Linked DNA regions of Mus musculus: region 2 is linked to region 1. A link is a loop called in an ENCODE intact Hi-C map of the cell type or tissue named here. Cell type or tissue: heart. All regions are shown on one strand.

What was found. Hi-C counts contacts between places; a loop is a spot of excess contacts. Peaks named below come from ENCODE experiments on the same cell type or tissue, not always from the same donor. Only the 100,000 strongest peaks of a DNase experiment are listed, where the experiment ranks them.
Region 2: a loop joins it to region 1, with 4 times the contacts of the local background. A loop is called at or near these places in 2 of 42 quality-filtered maps.

The regions. Positions count from the first base shown.
Region 1 is chr1:53,782,224-53,790,223 of GRCm38, reverse strand. Stk17b (serine/threonine kinase 17b (apoptosis-inducing)) reads left to right here and starts at 5,009. Exons shown (of 8, transcript NM_133810.3): 1 at 5,009-5,150. In heart, no CTCF peak of the experiment used is centred here; a DNase peak (open chromatin) is centred at 4,983; H3K4me3 peaks cover 1,848 bases; H3K27ac peaks cover 1,585 bases.
Region 2 is chr1:53,310,315-53,318,314 of GRCm38, reverse strand. Osgepl1 (O-sialoglycoprotein endopeptidase-like 1) reads right to left here and starts at 4,691. Exons shown (of 8, transcript NM_001285839.1): 1 at 4,457-4,691; 2 at 3,216-3,459; 3 at 26-413. The coding sequence starts at 3,436. In heart, a CTCF peak has its summit at 4,914; a DNase peak (open chromatin) is centred at 4,674; H3K4me3 peaks cover 1,498 bases; H3K27ac peaks cover 1,495 bases.

The DNA.
Region 1 (8,000 bases):
CTATCTAAAAACCTGTTCAGGATCCATTCCTTCTTTTGTTCCATTTTTTTTCCCTTTCTAAGCCAAGGAAAGTGGGCTATTGGACTTAATGATATTTGAATTACAAACTTTTTCTGATATTATGACTTTTGAAAGCTTGTATTTCCTCTACTGCTGAATTAGACAACCTGGGATTTAGACTAGTTTAAAAAGTGCATTTCCAGTCTTACAGACCTCTGCAGTAAAGACCAACAGTGTCTACAGAGCACTTGAAACAAGGCCAGTGTGACTGGCTTTTCACTGTATGTCTCCTGATTTAAATTTAAATAAGAAATGGATACTATGGTCATTTGTTACATAAAAATTAATATACTAAAAAAATTTAATATACTCGAAATAACTTATACATGTGAATCTGTTTTATTCCATGGTACATATTGTGAACTCTAAGTGCATTTAATGATTGAACAGGAAAGTGCTATTGAGTATAAAATAAAGATAAAATAAAATGAAAGCAAAATATCCACTCCATATTGAAATGGAAATACTTTAGATATACTAAGTTCAAAGAATGCATTATCAAAATTAACTGAATGTATATTTTAAACATAGATAGTAGAACACTTAGAATCACTAATGTGCACAGTATTTCTTTCAGATGGCTTTGGAGGTCCTCCCCTGTAAACTGTAGAAGGCGATTGGATCGGCAGAATGGCTCTAGTTCATCATGAATTGTGTCACAGTTTGAGGAAGACTCCTGAATCATCCTGAGTCATTTCTTAGCTAAAGAGACTTGCCCTAATTACTTTTGCTAACAAGGTATAGGAGAGCCAGGGGAGTCTGATGTAGTACTTTGGTTTGAGGGGCTGACCCATTTGTGATGTGCACAGTACTGTGGATAAAGGCACTCTGATATTTTTAACTGACATCTGAGAGTAGCATCCTGTTATTTAGAGAGGATATCTCCTCTATCCTTTAGAGAGTATATCTTTGGAGGCCAGATCTCAATCCAGCATGAGTTCCTCTGTTGGGAGGAGATTTATGCCACACTCTACAAAAATGGTTGACTCCTCCTGTGTCTGGCTATCTTCAATCTGGCCACAAATATCTGGAGTATTTGGCTATGGTCAAGTTTGCTGGCTAATTTTATGTCATCTTGACACAAGGTAGAGTCATTCTGGAGGAGAGAACCTCAACTGAGGCAAAGCCCCCACCAGATTGGCCTGTGGTACATTCCCTTGTTTGATGATTGATGTGGGAGGGCCCAGATCACCTTGGGTCGTGCCACCTCTGGATGGGTAGTCCTGGGTAATATAAGAGACTAGGCTGAGCAAACCATGAGAGAGCAAGGTAGTAAGCATTCTTCAATGGCTTCTCCATCAGCTCCTGCTTCCAGGTTCCCGTGTTGACTTCCTGCGTTGACTTCCTTCAGTGACTTATGATACAGAAGTGTAAGATGAGATAAACCCTTTCTTCCCCAGTTGCTTCTGGACGTGGTGTTTCTATCACAGCAACAGAAACCTTAAGACAACAGTTAGCAGTGTTTTCCCCCCTCTTTCTACATGGATTGAACTCTAAGCCCTTAATACATAAATAACTGGTACGCAGTCTAGGCATTCTTTTTAAGGATGCTGCGGGAGTTTGAGTTTGCAGCCTTCTCTGTGCAGAACACCATCCTCTTCCATCCTCCCTATCTGGAGGCACTCAACATGAGATCAGAGAGAATCAGTTTTTCTGGTCAGTATGTGATGGTTGGCCTGGATGGACTGGGAAAGATCACCTATCCTTATGGTGATGAACAGAGTAGATCAATGAACAGAAAGAAACTAGTTCATACATGCCCAAGGAGGCCACAGGTAGCAAGCCTCGTAAGCAGTACACTCCATGGCCTCTGCATCAGATCCTAACTCTGGGTTCCTGCCCTGCTTGAGTTCCTGTCCTGATTTCCCACAGTGGTGGACTGTGCACTGAAAGTATAAGTTGAATAAATCTTTTCCTCCCCAACTTGCTTTTTGGCTATGGTGTTTTGTCACGGCAATAAAACGTTGATGAAGACACGGTTCTTCTATTTTAATGTTCATATAAGGCGCAAATGAATTGGGAGAATACAATTAGTCTTTTACCACTGTTTCTGGTCAGTGGCACTCAAGGATATCAGCTCAGCTCAATAAATAGGGCAGAGGTAATGACAGCAGAATAGCCATCACACTATAGGAGGATTTCCTCTTCAAGGAATAACAATAGGAACATACATGGCTATGAGTGCACTGAATCTTGAATTTCCTTGAGAGACCACAGTGTTCTCCCCAGAATAGGAAATTACTTGTTACTTCAATCACAGTACCAGAGACCAAGCCAATTTAGCAGAATGTCTTTTGGAAGAGCATAAGTCTGACAACAGGCCCAAGGTGATGCGACTGTAATGGTTAACTTTGTTAATTTGACCTAGAATCTCTTAAGATGTTAACAAGAAATTCTCTACACTGGGTTGGCCAGTCTACATGCCTGCGGGGATTATCTTACTTACATTAACTGATGTGGGAAGGCCAGGCCACTGTGGGCAGCACTATCCCCTAGGCAGGGGTTTCTAAACTGCTTCAGAGCTGAGAGCAGAGCATAAGCAAACAATTGGGCATGTATGAACTAGTCTCTTTCTGTTCTTGGAGTGGATGTGATATAACTAGCTGTCTGAAGTTCCTGCCTTGACTTCCTCATAATGATGAACTGTATATCTGGTATTGTAAGTGAAATAAACCTCTTTGTTCCCTAAGTTGCTTAGGGCAGATGTTAGGACAAAAATGAGTCTGGAACAGGAGCATTAAAGTAGCACATAGGTCAATGTCTGTCACGTACCAGTGAATTCCAGGTGAGCACGCTGGAAGCAACAATGAGTTTGATTGCTGGAGAAGGCAACCTGCTTACAAAATTAAATAAAATGCAAGACGACTGCTTAAAAGCTGGTGACAATGGGGATGGGGGTGGAGCTGATGACAAGAAGAGGGTGGTGGTGGTGGTGGCAGAGAAACTCATTGGTCAAGAGCACTTGCTGCTTTTGTAGAGGAGCAGAGCTCAGTTTCTAGTACCCACATCAGGTAGCTGATGACATTTAACTCCAGCTCCGGGTGGGTGTTGGGGGCAACACCTTTAACCTCCTCTGGCACACTCACCCATACACAAACACTCCTCACATAATGAAACGTCGTTTTTGTTTGTTTGTTTGTTTGTTTGTTTGTCTGTCTTGTTTTTAATAAGCTGGCAATGGGCTGGGGAGCTGTCTCAGTTGGTAAAAATGATGACCATATCACCACAAGGACCACAGTACAGATTCCCATGTCAAAAGCTGTACACATGGTACCTGATCCTGTCACCTGTAAGTCCAGTGGATACAGGTAGATGGACCCATGGAAATCACTGGTCAGCAGGCCAAGCTGAACTGCTGAACTACAGGTTCAGGGAGAGACTGTTTCAAAAACTAAAGGGAGAGGTATTGAGACTGACACCTGACATTAATGTTTCTGGCCTCCACGTGCACATACACAGATACACACAACCCCACATAAACACACACAACACGGCCTCTACATTCAAAAGCCGGAGATCAAGGAATTGTTTAAGTTTAAAACAGTTACAAACATCTAAACACCAAAAACGATCACAAGGAACTCCAAGAGGGCACTGGCTAAGCCTTGGTACTGACACTTTTGGATGCAGCTGCTGTTTCCTGGAAGAAAGTATGGGAACAATCTCATTGGTTTGTGGACACCTTAACATTTATGCTTCCCTGGCTAAAAAGATGCAACATTATCCATTTGACAACACTTAAAGAATCAATACATTATACTGAGGCCTGTCTAAATAACAACACAGACCTCATGAAATGGTTTTGATAACTTTAAATGCATGTGTCCTGGGACATACACTGCTTGGAAGGGCAAGCAGATGGCTTGAAGAAATCTTGGTTAAATGTGACAGGGGAAGAACATAAAATGGTTGCTAAGATGTTCTAAAAGCAAGAGAGTTCCACTCACAGAATTTTTCCCAATAGTTTTTTATACCTACTAAAAAAGTACCCTTCAGCAGTTCTAGATTCTATGTGTAGATGCTACATATAAACGTATAAGTAACCTAGGATCTTATATGTATGTAAACCTACTGTATCTAGCACGAAACTTTCAGTTTTTAAACAGTCTTCAATAGTTAACAGATCTGGGGGCCTGGGGGTGGAACTTAGAAGTGGAACCCTTGCTAAGCATGTGAAAGGCCCTGTGTTCTAACACTGCTAAGAAAGAAAGAGAGAGAGAGAGAGAGAGAGAGAGAGAGGGAGGGAGGGAGGGAGGGAGGGAGGGAGGGAGGAAGAAAGAAAGAAAGAAAGAAAGAAAGAAAGAAAGAAAGAAAGAAAGAAAGAAAGAAAGAAAGAAAGAAAGAAAGAAAGAAAGAAAGTAGCAATGGGCATTGAGCAGGTACAAGTTTTCCTCATTTCCCCTACCACAGTAAACCAGCAATTAGTTCATCTTCAGATTCTCCTACAGTGTCTTGAGCTAGTTAGTGTCTTAAGACATCCAGCTGTAGAGACTAGGATCCTGGAGTCCTATTTATGGCTTCAAGAACCCATAGCAAGCTGGAATCTCTATTTGTAGGGTAGGTTCAGGAGGTAAGGAAGAGGACAAGGAAGATTTGAAACACAGAACTTTAATCATCACAAGTCAAAGAGCCCGGACATCGGCTTCTTTCATCTCTTGTGTCCCGATACTTACACATCCCGGAACTACTCTGAAGGTGGAAAAAGTGGGAAAAGAGGCGCGGACCCCCCCCCCCCCCCAACCCGGCCTGCACACTGTCCAGTTCTAGGCTACATCCAGCAACCAAGTCTTCAGGCGCTCGGCGCTCCGCCCACTCCCCGCCCCCCTCCTGAGGCCCGGCCTCACAGCACGCGCTGCCGGCCGCCGCCCCGCCCCGCCCCCACGTGACAACCCCACCCTCCGTAATCGCTCCGATTGGCTCTTGGGCAGCAGAGGGCGGAGTCTGTGTCGAAGTACAGTGTCCCAGACGCGGCTGCACTTTTCAAACCTCAACTGTAAGAAGCGTCGGTCAGCGTCTGTGCGGTCGCCGCCGGGAGTCGCCTCACAGGGGCCTGGCTGACGGCGACCAGCCGTTGTGGGGAAGAGTGCGAGGTGAGCCCGTGTAGCCGTGGCCCGGTCGGAGGGAGGGCAGAACCCGCGACGGCGCGGAGCTGCGGCGGAGCGGTCGGTGTGGGGGCGCGGGGACCCTGCGGCGAGCCCGAAGGCCAGAGCCGGCGTCCCTGAGCGCGGCCATGCCCGATAGCCTCCGCGGCGTCTCGACGTGGTCCTCCGGGTGGCTCCGGGGCTCGCGTGCTGTGGGCGCGGGACGCCTTCACGTCGGGGCGGGTGGACGCGTCCGGCCAGCAGCCTGGGAGAAACTTTGCGGTCATCGCGTGGGCCGCTGTCAGTCCCGGCGTGGGGAGCCACAGCTGTTTCCGTGACTTTTTGGCTTTAAAGCAGTGGGAATTCTTCTGTACTTGTGACCCATCCTCAGACTAGACAGCCACATCATGGCCACGGTCTGGATCTTTATCCCGACTCGGCCTTACCGTGGGAAAAGCGCTTAATTTGGCTTCACTCTCGGGATATAGATGAGTGGAGACAAAGTTGAAAGAAACTTCACGGCCGGCCGGCTGGTGGCTAGTGGCCGTGGCTGTGCTGGGACTAGAGAAGCGCTGGCTTCAGCTTGCAAGTTGGAATTAAGAAATACTTCTGAAAGCCTAGGAATTTCAACCATAATCATTAGCTTGCAGTGTGACATTCACTGAGGGTTTGGCTGACGTCATGTTTACATACATGGTACCGATAACACCGAACCTCGCCGGCAGGTTTGATACCGTGTGGACTTTTTAAGTGTTCAAGACTGGGAGAGAGGCTGTGCCTTGAGCAGCAAGGTCTGCAGAGGTAACGAGGCAAGTGGAGGCATATGTAACATGGAATTTAGAACTCCAGGAGCACAGTTTTATTATGGAGAGATATAAACTCCTTTCTCATTGGTACAGTCTTCACAGTGAGATGCCCAGAAATGGTTTTCAACAACTTCATAAAAATTGAATCACAGTGCCTTAAAATTGTGTATATTAAAAAACACTAGTCCATGGAAATCGTGACCAAATTTTAGACCTGTCTTTTCACCTAATCTTTTTGATATTAATTTAATTTTTTGGTAGTTTTAATATTTCAAGTAATTGGTTTTTTTGAGATACACATACATTTTAGATAATTTTCTGGAATGAAGGTTTACTATTAAAGTAAATTTACTTACATGACAGTATGCTTAAGTTAGAGAAGTAATATTTCTGTGATTTCAAAATTTTTTGTATGTGGATAGATTGGTAATAGTTTTTCTTGGATTTTTTTTTTTTTTTTTTTTTAAAGTAAGAATTTAGTTTCAGGAGATGGCTCTGCTGGGAAAGGTTCTTGACACCAACTCAAATGTCCTTATCCCCAGGGCCTACATGGTAGAAAGAGAAAACCTACACTTACAGCTTGTCCTCTGACCTCTAAACTTGCATGTAATAAAATATTAAGAAAAAAATTACATTTTGGTTAAGGTAGAAGTGGCATTTTAGTAGAAACTTCATAAATCAACAGTCTACCATTTATATCTAAATTAATGTCTATAGACAATGTAGGCATTTAATGGCAGACACTTCTAATTTCATTTTTCAGTGTGTATTGACAGTGAACAGTTTGTCATTGGGGTTAAGTGAACGTATAACCATGTTTTCATTGGTTTGTTTTGTAGCTGCTTGACAATTATAAGGAAGAATTTCTGTGTCAAAATCTCCCAGTTTTTTAGAGACTCAGTTTAAAACTAAATTTTCTCAAGATATGATATATTATAATGCTTATTTCCTGTGTCTAAAATTCTTACCTCCTGCATCTTGACATTTACTCTACACTTGAGTCTTGCTTGCCAGTTTTAAAGGCTTTTTGTCTTTTGAGACAGGGTCTCACTTTATAGACTTAGCTGGCTTTGAACTCAAGAGATCTGCCTGGCTCTGCCTTCCAAGTTCTGAAATTAAAGGCCCGCACTATCAGCTCAATTTTGATTATTTGTCTACTTATATGGCACTGTTGGGGACTGAACCTATGCCTTGTGCATGCAAGTTGGTACTCTGCCAAAAGAGCTATATATGCAACTACACATAGTTTATATTATCTATACCAGACTATTTTGAAAAGGATGTGTTTTTGAACTGAGTTCAAGACAGAGAAATATTCTTTTTAATTATCTTGTGCATGTAAATGAACCCCTTTTTTGAATTTATATTTATACATGATATATTTTGATTGATCACTTTGCTTTTTCCAACTAGTGCAAAAGAGGATGTACTTTAAGCATTGAGAAATTTTAATTGTAAAATGGTAGTTGTTTTTTTAACCCTTTAAGAATTAGATTCCAGTTTACATTGTAACAGTTACTGAACAAACATTATTTCAGAGGTGTTATTAGTAAAGGGTACGGTAATTTATTTTACAACAGAAATCCAATTTTCCATCTGATGAGTGATGAGCCCGCCATTATTTCCGGTTTTCAACATCTTCTCACCCTACTTCACAATTACAGGATCTATTTCTTTTTCTGAAGGTGGGTGGGGATGGCATCAGGCCTTACTGTCTTGGCCCAGTGTCAGGCTGAGGTTCCTTGCCTGGGACGTAACCCCGCTGTAATCTATACTCTAGTGGTTGGACTAGAGTCAGTTGGCTTCCCATTGTAATTTTCAGGGAATTAAATTACTGGATTTTGCTTGCTGTTCAGTGTTTAAAAACAAACATAACAGTACAGTGCTGTGAGTAGAGTACATAGAACATAGAAATCGTCTGTCAACACTAATGCTGTCTTCCAGTCCCTGGCCAACTAAAACACATCCTTGAACGAACAGAAAGTTCTTATTTCTTCTAGATGCTAGATAAGTAAACCTTCAGTTTATCTGTTTCCTAGACACAGCTCAGTCT
Region 2 (8,000 bases), 470 kb after region 1:
AAAGGAGAAGAACCTGGAAGAGTACCTTGTCAAGCATGTCGCCTGGTGCTATGTCCAAAGACTTCCCAAGGAGCAGGAAATCGGAAACACCTTGGACTAATGCCAACAGGCAGTGACCGCCAGAAATCAAAAGAACTAAAAAAGGAAATTCTACTTTATTGGTGAGCCTAATAGTCAGTGCGTGAGCCTCCATGTGATGAATCGGGATGAATGGCTTTTTAAACTGATTTACTAGCTGTAAGCTAAAGGATAAGCCAACTCCCAAGCTTAGGGCCAGTCCCGGTTTGATGGTAGTTGCAATTGCTGAGAGATCGCTTGGGGTGATTCTACAGGCAGAAAGAGTTTCTTCTACTATTCGTTGAATATTTTCTCTGTGAAGTTGTTGAGCTACTGGAGGAACAATCCCACCTGTTCTGAAACAAAAAGACAGTCTTTAAAAAAACTAGGAAAGAAAATGTTACATTTGAAGGCATTCTTCCAAATGAATCACTGTAGAAAGCACATTGTGTGCTTTATAATGTAAGTCCGATATGAGTTCAATATTGTCGCAGACTTTTCATGCTGTGTTCAAAACCCCTGAGTTTACTTCTGATGAATGACGTCACCAGAATAGCATTATAAAGCACTTCAAAGGGGTCATAAACAAAGGAAGGACAGGCTAATCCATTTAGCTCAAATCAACATTTTGAGGTGAGAATTTCAGAAATTACTGCAAGAGTAATTTGTCAAAAGTAACTATATTTAGACTCCACAAGAGAATATGAAGAGTCCAGGCATCAAAGATAACTCATATTTGGTAGGGATGACTGCGAGAAGAAGAAAATAAAACAGTGAGAAATATGAAGACAGTTTTGTGAAGATGAGTTTATTTTTAAACACAGTACACTTGAGGTCACACCAGGACAGGAGATAGCTTGCAATCCTAAAATAAAGTTTGGGAATTTAGTGCTCAGAGTTAGTGGTTGGGATTTTGGGTCTATGTGGGACAGCGGTTGATCACACAAATGTTAAGAATTAGCAGGGAGGGTTGGGAATACAGCTCAGTGGTAAAGCACTTGTCTAACATACTCAGGGCCTTGCATTCAGTCTCGAGCATGGGAAAAACAACAGGTGGAACTTGGCCAGCAACAAATATAGTAGCATGTAACTGGTTTACAGTCTGACACAGGGTCTGTAAGATTTACCTCTGGTCTGAACACATCACTGTAAAATATTTGCCACTTTAAGACCAGGTGGATAATTTCTATACAGATATGAAAATGCTGACAACATTCAATAAACACTTAGTTACTACTTTATATACTTATTTGTCTCAGAGTCATTTGAGTTTCAAGGCTCATTTAAAAAAATCTAGTACGTAATTTACACATTTTAGATTACATTTTTATTTATTTAGGGGAGGGCTGGTGAATGTAGAGGTGGTAAGAAAACAACCTGCAGAGTCAGTGTCCTCCTCCTACCATGTGAAGTTCCAGGGGCTGAACTCTGGTCAGGAGGGACCTTTACTAACGAGCCATTTCACTTCCCCTTAACATTCCATTTTATCTTAGTCTCCACACTTAATGTTTAGTTTAGTAACACTCTCACTGCCACCACCAAATGCAAAGTCTCTTTACTTTTCTAGCTGTGTCTTTTGATTCCTGGAGACCATCACAGATTGTGATGTCAGAAAACACTAGAAAGCAATATGCTGACTGGTTTTTTTCCATATCAAAATATTTGATTGGAATTTGAGAGTTTGAATGTTTGAGTTCAAGTCCTTTCCTCCCATTCATTTCTTCCTTTTTATAGCCATTTCATGCCTTCTTTGGTGTTTTCTTCAATAAAAATTATGCTAAACAATAAAGACAAATAATGAGTAAAACGGTGGCCTTATTCTCCAATAAGCAATGAGAACACATTTTATAATCATGTTTTAATTTGTATAAAGAATGCAGATGATGAGGGAAATGCAGAGATAAGGACATTGTTTAAATTTGAAGTTAGAGTCTAGGTAAGAGGCAAGGGAGGACTGAACTAAGTTGATGAGGAAGCAGGACTTGAGGGTTATATTTACAACAGCTGGATGGCTGACTTGGATAGGAAGTGGCAAGGAAAAAGTGGTGGTCTGAAAGAAGGGACATGCTAGCAACCAGTGCCTTACTACTACACTTCCTACCCTGCAATGATCTCTTCACTGTGTTGACAGGCACAGAACTGCTATTAGTAATGGCTACACTGTATTGAACCACTTATACTTGTCAAAAACTACAGCAAGTGTGCTAAAATAATTCACATTTATTTACATTTACTACATTGGCATTATGATTATCTGGATTTTACAGACAAGAAAGTTGAAAAAAATGCATGCTCTCAGTGTGACAGATTATGTAACTACACATCAGCCTGAGGCAAGCAAGTAGAGACGACAGGTGAAACTCCCACCTGATTTTAGAGTAATCTAAAAAACACAAACTAGAGATTATGTTTAAAATGTGGATTTCCACTTTCTTTTGAAAATTATGATACTCTAATCATTTTAAATTTTAAATTTTAAATACTCTAATCATTTTACATTCTTGAGTGACAATTGGTTAAAGCTAAGTATATTTTACACTTTATATCCAGTCCAATTGTTTAAGTCACTGGTCCTCTGGTCATCTGCAAACAGCTGGGTTTAAAAACCCAAGCTTAATACAACAATGTCTTAAGTACTATGTGAATTCTATGTGTACATGTGAATAGTTTTGTTTTTTTAAACTATCAGATGATGCTTTCCTGGGACTGCTGTTGAAACCACAAAGCATATATACAGGGGGAAAAGGCATCATTGAGAAAAACATCATAAAATTTATTAGTTCTGGGAATGGTTGTTGCTTCCTTCTGTTATAAGGATTGGCAAATGTTGAGACCCTACTGTGAACTGGGGAAGCCTTAAAAGCCAAGACAAGGTATGAGATATTTCTACAGCAGGTTTTGGTTTGTCTGTTGTTTTCTTTTTTGAGACAAGTCTCACTGAGTGGCACTGGCTGGCCTGGAACATCTGCCTACCTCTGCAGTGCTGGTATTAAAGGTGTGTACCATAAGGCATAGCTATTTATCGTGGTACTTAGTGGTCTTATACAATAGAAAAGAATTTAACTATTAAATTTTGACTTTTATACATGATAAATGGAAAAGAGTGGTGACATTTTTCTTTAAAAAGGCAGAAAATGACCCAAACCTTTGCTACTTACTTCAGATGAACCTGAGTTTGGGAGTGCAGTGCTTCCCCCAGCACATTCCCAGTTTCATCCACCACAGCCGCTCCTGTGTCATCACAGCTGGTTTCAATTCCCAGGACCAGTTTATGACAAGAGAGAGTTCTGGGATGAACACTAAATCTTCTTAAAAATCCATAAACTTTACTCTTTGGGGGCTTGGGAATAGCTCCTGCTGTCCTTCTTAACATTAGCATATTTGTTACTCTACAAATACTTCCTAGAAAAGAGTTACAGAAATATTATGTCATTTGCAATGAATTCATTTATTTAAACAAAATAATGAATGTTATCTTATTTTTTAAGTATGCAGACTTCAAAATTTTAAGAACATTTGTAAAAACATTATCAAAATCTTTTAGAGGTCCTAGAAATCACTAGATAGGAATAAATCAAATTTTGCAAGAGAAAAATGAGAAGCATATAAAATGATTATAATGTATCAAGTTGAGCACCCCCAAAGTGAAAGAAGCTCTAAAGCACGCTACCACCTGAGTTGTTAGTGGAAACACAAAAAGTACTAAAAATATTATTGTATAAAATTGCCTTAGCTGTGTTTACAGGATGCAAATGAAACACGAATTTCACATCTATACCTGGGTTTCATCCTCAAATTGGTCACGAATATGGCACATCGCAAAATTAAAAAAAATTTTTTTTTGAAATTTGGAACACTTCTGGTCCAGGCATTTTGGGTAAACCATGCTCAACACGCACTTTATACAACAGTTAATGTTATAGTATAATAGTTATGTGGACAGTACTACTTAAAGTGATGTTAAAAATTAAAGGCAAATAGAACAAATCAAAAATAAAGGCCTCCCATTTATTGACTCCCCTCTCCCCCAGAAAATAGTGTACTGCATTTGGACAGTTTATTAAAATATTATGCTCACTAATCAGGATTTAATTTTGTATTTTGGAAGCAAGCCCTCTCATAAAGTTCATTGTAAAAAACAAGCAAAAACCCCCGGCATCTCTGCAAAGACAACCGTAAACACTTATCCAATCTTCGGATTCACATCTCCACTTTTTGTAATAGGTTCACCACCCAAACCTCTTCCTAAACCCTTCTCCCCACATCAACTCCTCCCCAAAAGGTAGCAATCCATCCATCACTAAACATAAACACTCTAGTATTCCCACACTGCAAGACGTGTGGAATGAGCAAAACTGGGGTTAGAAATACAGTGAACGCGTCAACTGGGAAAGCAGACCTGCAGTGACTGGGCTGAGAGTAAACTACGCGCAGATTTCAGTCGTGAGCTCCCACAGCCTCTCCAGAAGAATTAGTTTTGGACAACACAGCTGGAATCTGTTGCTGGAAAGCAACGGAGTCTCTGTTGGTGGTGAGCAAAAGCTTGGGACAGGAAAGACGTGCGCGGGAGCAGTCTCCATTCCCCTTAGGAAACTGCGGGCGCCCGCACTACGCAGGCGCCCGGAAGTGACGTCACCGCCCTTGGGCCGGCGGTCCTTCTCTTGTCTTAGTAAAGAAATGCTTAATAACTTCTTATAGCCCCAGGCGTTCCTGCCAGGTTTGTGAATACCAGGTCTTTTACTAAGTCACGCTGATAGCGACTCATGAAAAGGTGTCCAGATTCAGTAGATCTCACTGTGCCCACACTATGCCGCATTTAAGGAAAGGGTTCTGCCCTCCGTTAGAACTTTGCTGCCACCAAGAGAAAAAGGGTAGGATTTACTGTCATTCTATTTTAGGAAAGCTGTCACCAGACTTAAAAGGTAGTGGCCTGAGAAACCTTCCATTTTCATGGGGAAAGTATTTTCATCAGAAGTCAGAACACCCGCAAAAACAGCACTTGATTCTCAGTGAAGTGTATTTGGTTGTACAGTTTAAACAACTGCTGCATTTATCATCCCAAGTGAAGCACCCATGGCATTCTATAGCCCCGGATTACTAGGTCAGCTTTCAACTTTCTGTATAGCATGTACTAATTATTGCATCTTGCTTTGTTTTTGTTGGTCTGGTTTGTGAACCTGTTAGTACAATCAAATGGATGTATTCCAAATCTTTCCTCTCTACCTAAACTTTAAAACTGTAGCAAGCAAAGGCTTTACAATGCAAGGCTGGGAAGGGCTTGGATCTTTGCTTTGATGAGTTAAAAAACCACCACCACCACCACCAGGTAACTCTTCTCACAGACTTACACTAAACTCTAGGAGAAGGTACTAGTAAATTCATAATTACAATATTGAACTTACTTTTAAAAAAATTGAGACTTTTTTCAACCTGTGACAATAAAGTAACAATTTTGTGCCAGCAGGGTCAGGAACACATCCAGGAGATACTGTGCTTGGTGGCCTCATTTACAGATAATTGGGCTGCTAATTTTGAATGAATTTAGTCACAGAGTTAAGTGCCTCTGACTAACACAGAATGGGCCAGGGCAACCTTGAGTCTGGAACCTGTTTGGTTAAATACCAGAAGTCAAACTCATTTGTAACCTTCAGGTGAATTTAATAGGAAGAATTTTACAATACTTATACCTTACGTGTTCCACTTAGATGCATGTACATGTGTATGAAATATAAAAATCTATGATTCAGGTTCTTGCAATGTTGTCCAGAACTCGCGGACTTCTTTTTGTAAGCCTCCACAGTAACTGGGACTACAAATACCCACTCCTGTAGGCCTACCTGGACTTTATCACACATTCATCCAGACTGTTCCTTTATGGCAGGTACTTTCTTAGTTGTGAGAGCTAAAAACTTAAGGTTAACCCTCGATCTTCAATGCAGATAATTGAAAGGTAGAGAACTGGAAATGCACACAAAGTGGAGTAACCTGGAGAAGGCTGAGTGGTTTGAATGGCTGTATCTGTAGCCTGGCAAGATCATGACCTAATTCCTTGGTTTCTGCATCTGATTCCTCTCCAGGCTTTGGCTTGGAAGTGACTGGACTCTAGATTACTGAGTCACACATCACAAATTGCTAGAAAACCATTTAAAAGTCATCAGAACTTGTTAGTTTATTAACTTGTGAAAAAATGTAATAATGTTGGAGCTAGGATAGTGAGTCTGCTGGTCTCTCATCTTTGTTTTCAATAAACCACAATGAAGATCAAATGAATATTATATGAAAGCAGTAGATATAAACTCAGTGCTCTTAATGGCTAATATTTCAAGCTTGAGGAATTGCTTCCCACTTGAGTCACACACCAGCCTCAAATCAGTCATGCATTCTATGGCCAGCTGCCTTTCTCCTTTCCAGTCTTCTTTACTAAGCAATTCCATCTTTGATGTGAGAAAAATCCTTGTACTATAGGAAATACTGTTCGTCTGGTTTCATTTTTGGAGGATTTTTCTCTTACGTTTGCTGAGGTATTATACTTACTTTACAACTTGTCCTTCAGGTTATCTTCTTATGGCAGATAACCATAGAGAGAACCAAGAGAGAATACATGGTCTGAAGAACCCTTGTTGTTTATACTCTTCACTACCATTGATCTCCAAAAGTCATCTTCCCCAAAGTAAAATTTAGTAGCTGGTAAACATTAATACTTCAATCTTGGCAACAACTATTCTCCTCTGTCTTTATGAATGTAAGTGGAAATCATAACCACATTTGTCCTATTGTGACTACTTCATAGGGTCTTTGAGGTTATCTGTTGTCTACCATATATCAAAATTCCCTTTTAAACATAGAATCACATATTATTGCATAAATGCGTTATTTTATCCATCCCTTTTGATATGGGCATGTCTTGACTTGTGGCTAATGTGAAGAATGCGGCTGTGGACATGGATGTTCACACATCCATGTTCCTGCTTTACTTCTTTCAGATCTATACTTTGTTAGTACGTTTTTCATTGTTGTCATGAAGAACACTTTCAAAGGATGACAGGGTGTTTGGGCTCCTCATTCAGTTCATGTATGGCTGACTCCATTGCTTTGAGGACTGTGATTACGGAATCGCTTCATTTTCTTCTTTCTGCAACAGTGTCATCCATGAAGTGCACATTTGACCACTTACCATTTTACATGCTACCGATTAGTCTGAGTAACTGCTTGGCTGCAGTCGCTTCCCAACTATTCTGTTTTCTATTCTCAGCTCATTTTCAACAGCAGTCAGTGAGCTGTGAATAAAATGAATCCCTCTCATTTTCTGTGTAACTTTTTCACGCTGCCATTCTCCTTTCTCTTTTCCCTGTGCCAGTGGCTTTCTTGAGTTATCTCAAACACATTTCTGGAGTTCAAGAATCCGTTACTATTCTTCCTGGCAATCTTTTCTAGACTGCTGTACTTTCCACTTCTTATTCAGCAGTATTCAAATGCTGTAGGTCTGCTACATGTTAATGTCCACGCATCCATTACCTTGCATCCTCCATGGTATTCCTCACTTCCTCAAGTACCTGTAAGCACCTCTACAGAAGGCACACATTTTTCTTCTTTACAAACTCTGTAGCCTAAAACAGCATAACCAAGCAAACCCTCATATAGCTACGAATAAATATGTTTTAAAGCATTCAAAGTAGAAAGCACAGAAAATGGGAAGAGAAATTCCTATTTGTACAGTATGTGCAAAAAACTAGTTTTCAAAAATGAAGTTAAACTGGGCAGTTAAATTAATTAAAGCTCATGCCTTTAATACTAGCACTCAGGAGACAAAGGCAGGTGGATCTCACTGAGTTTGAGGCCATCCTCGTCTACGGAACAAGTTCTAGGACAGCCAGAGCTATACACAGAGACCCTGTCTTTAAAAGAAAAGAATAAAGAAAAAAATGTACTTAAACAGAGGAACA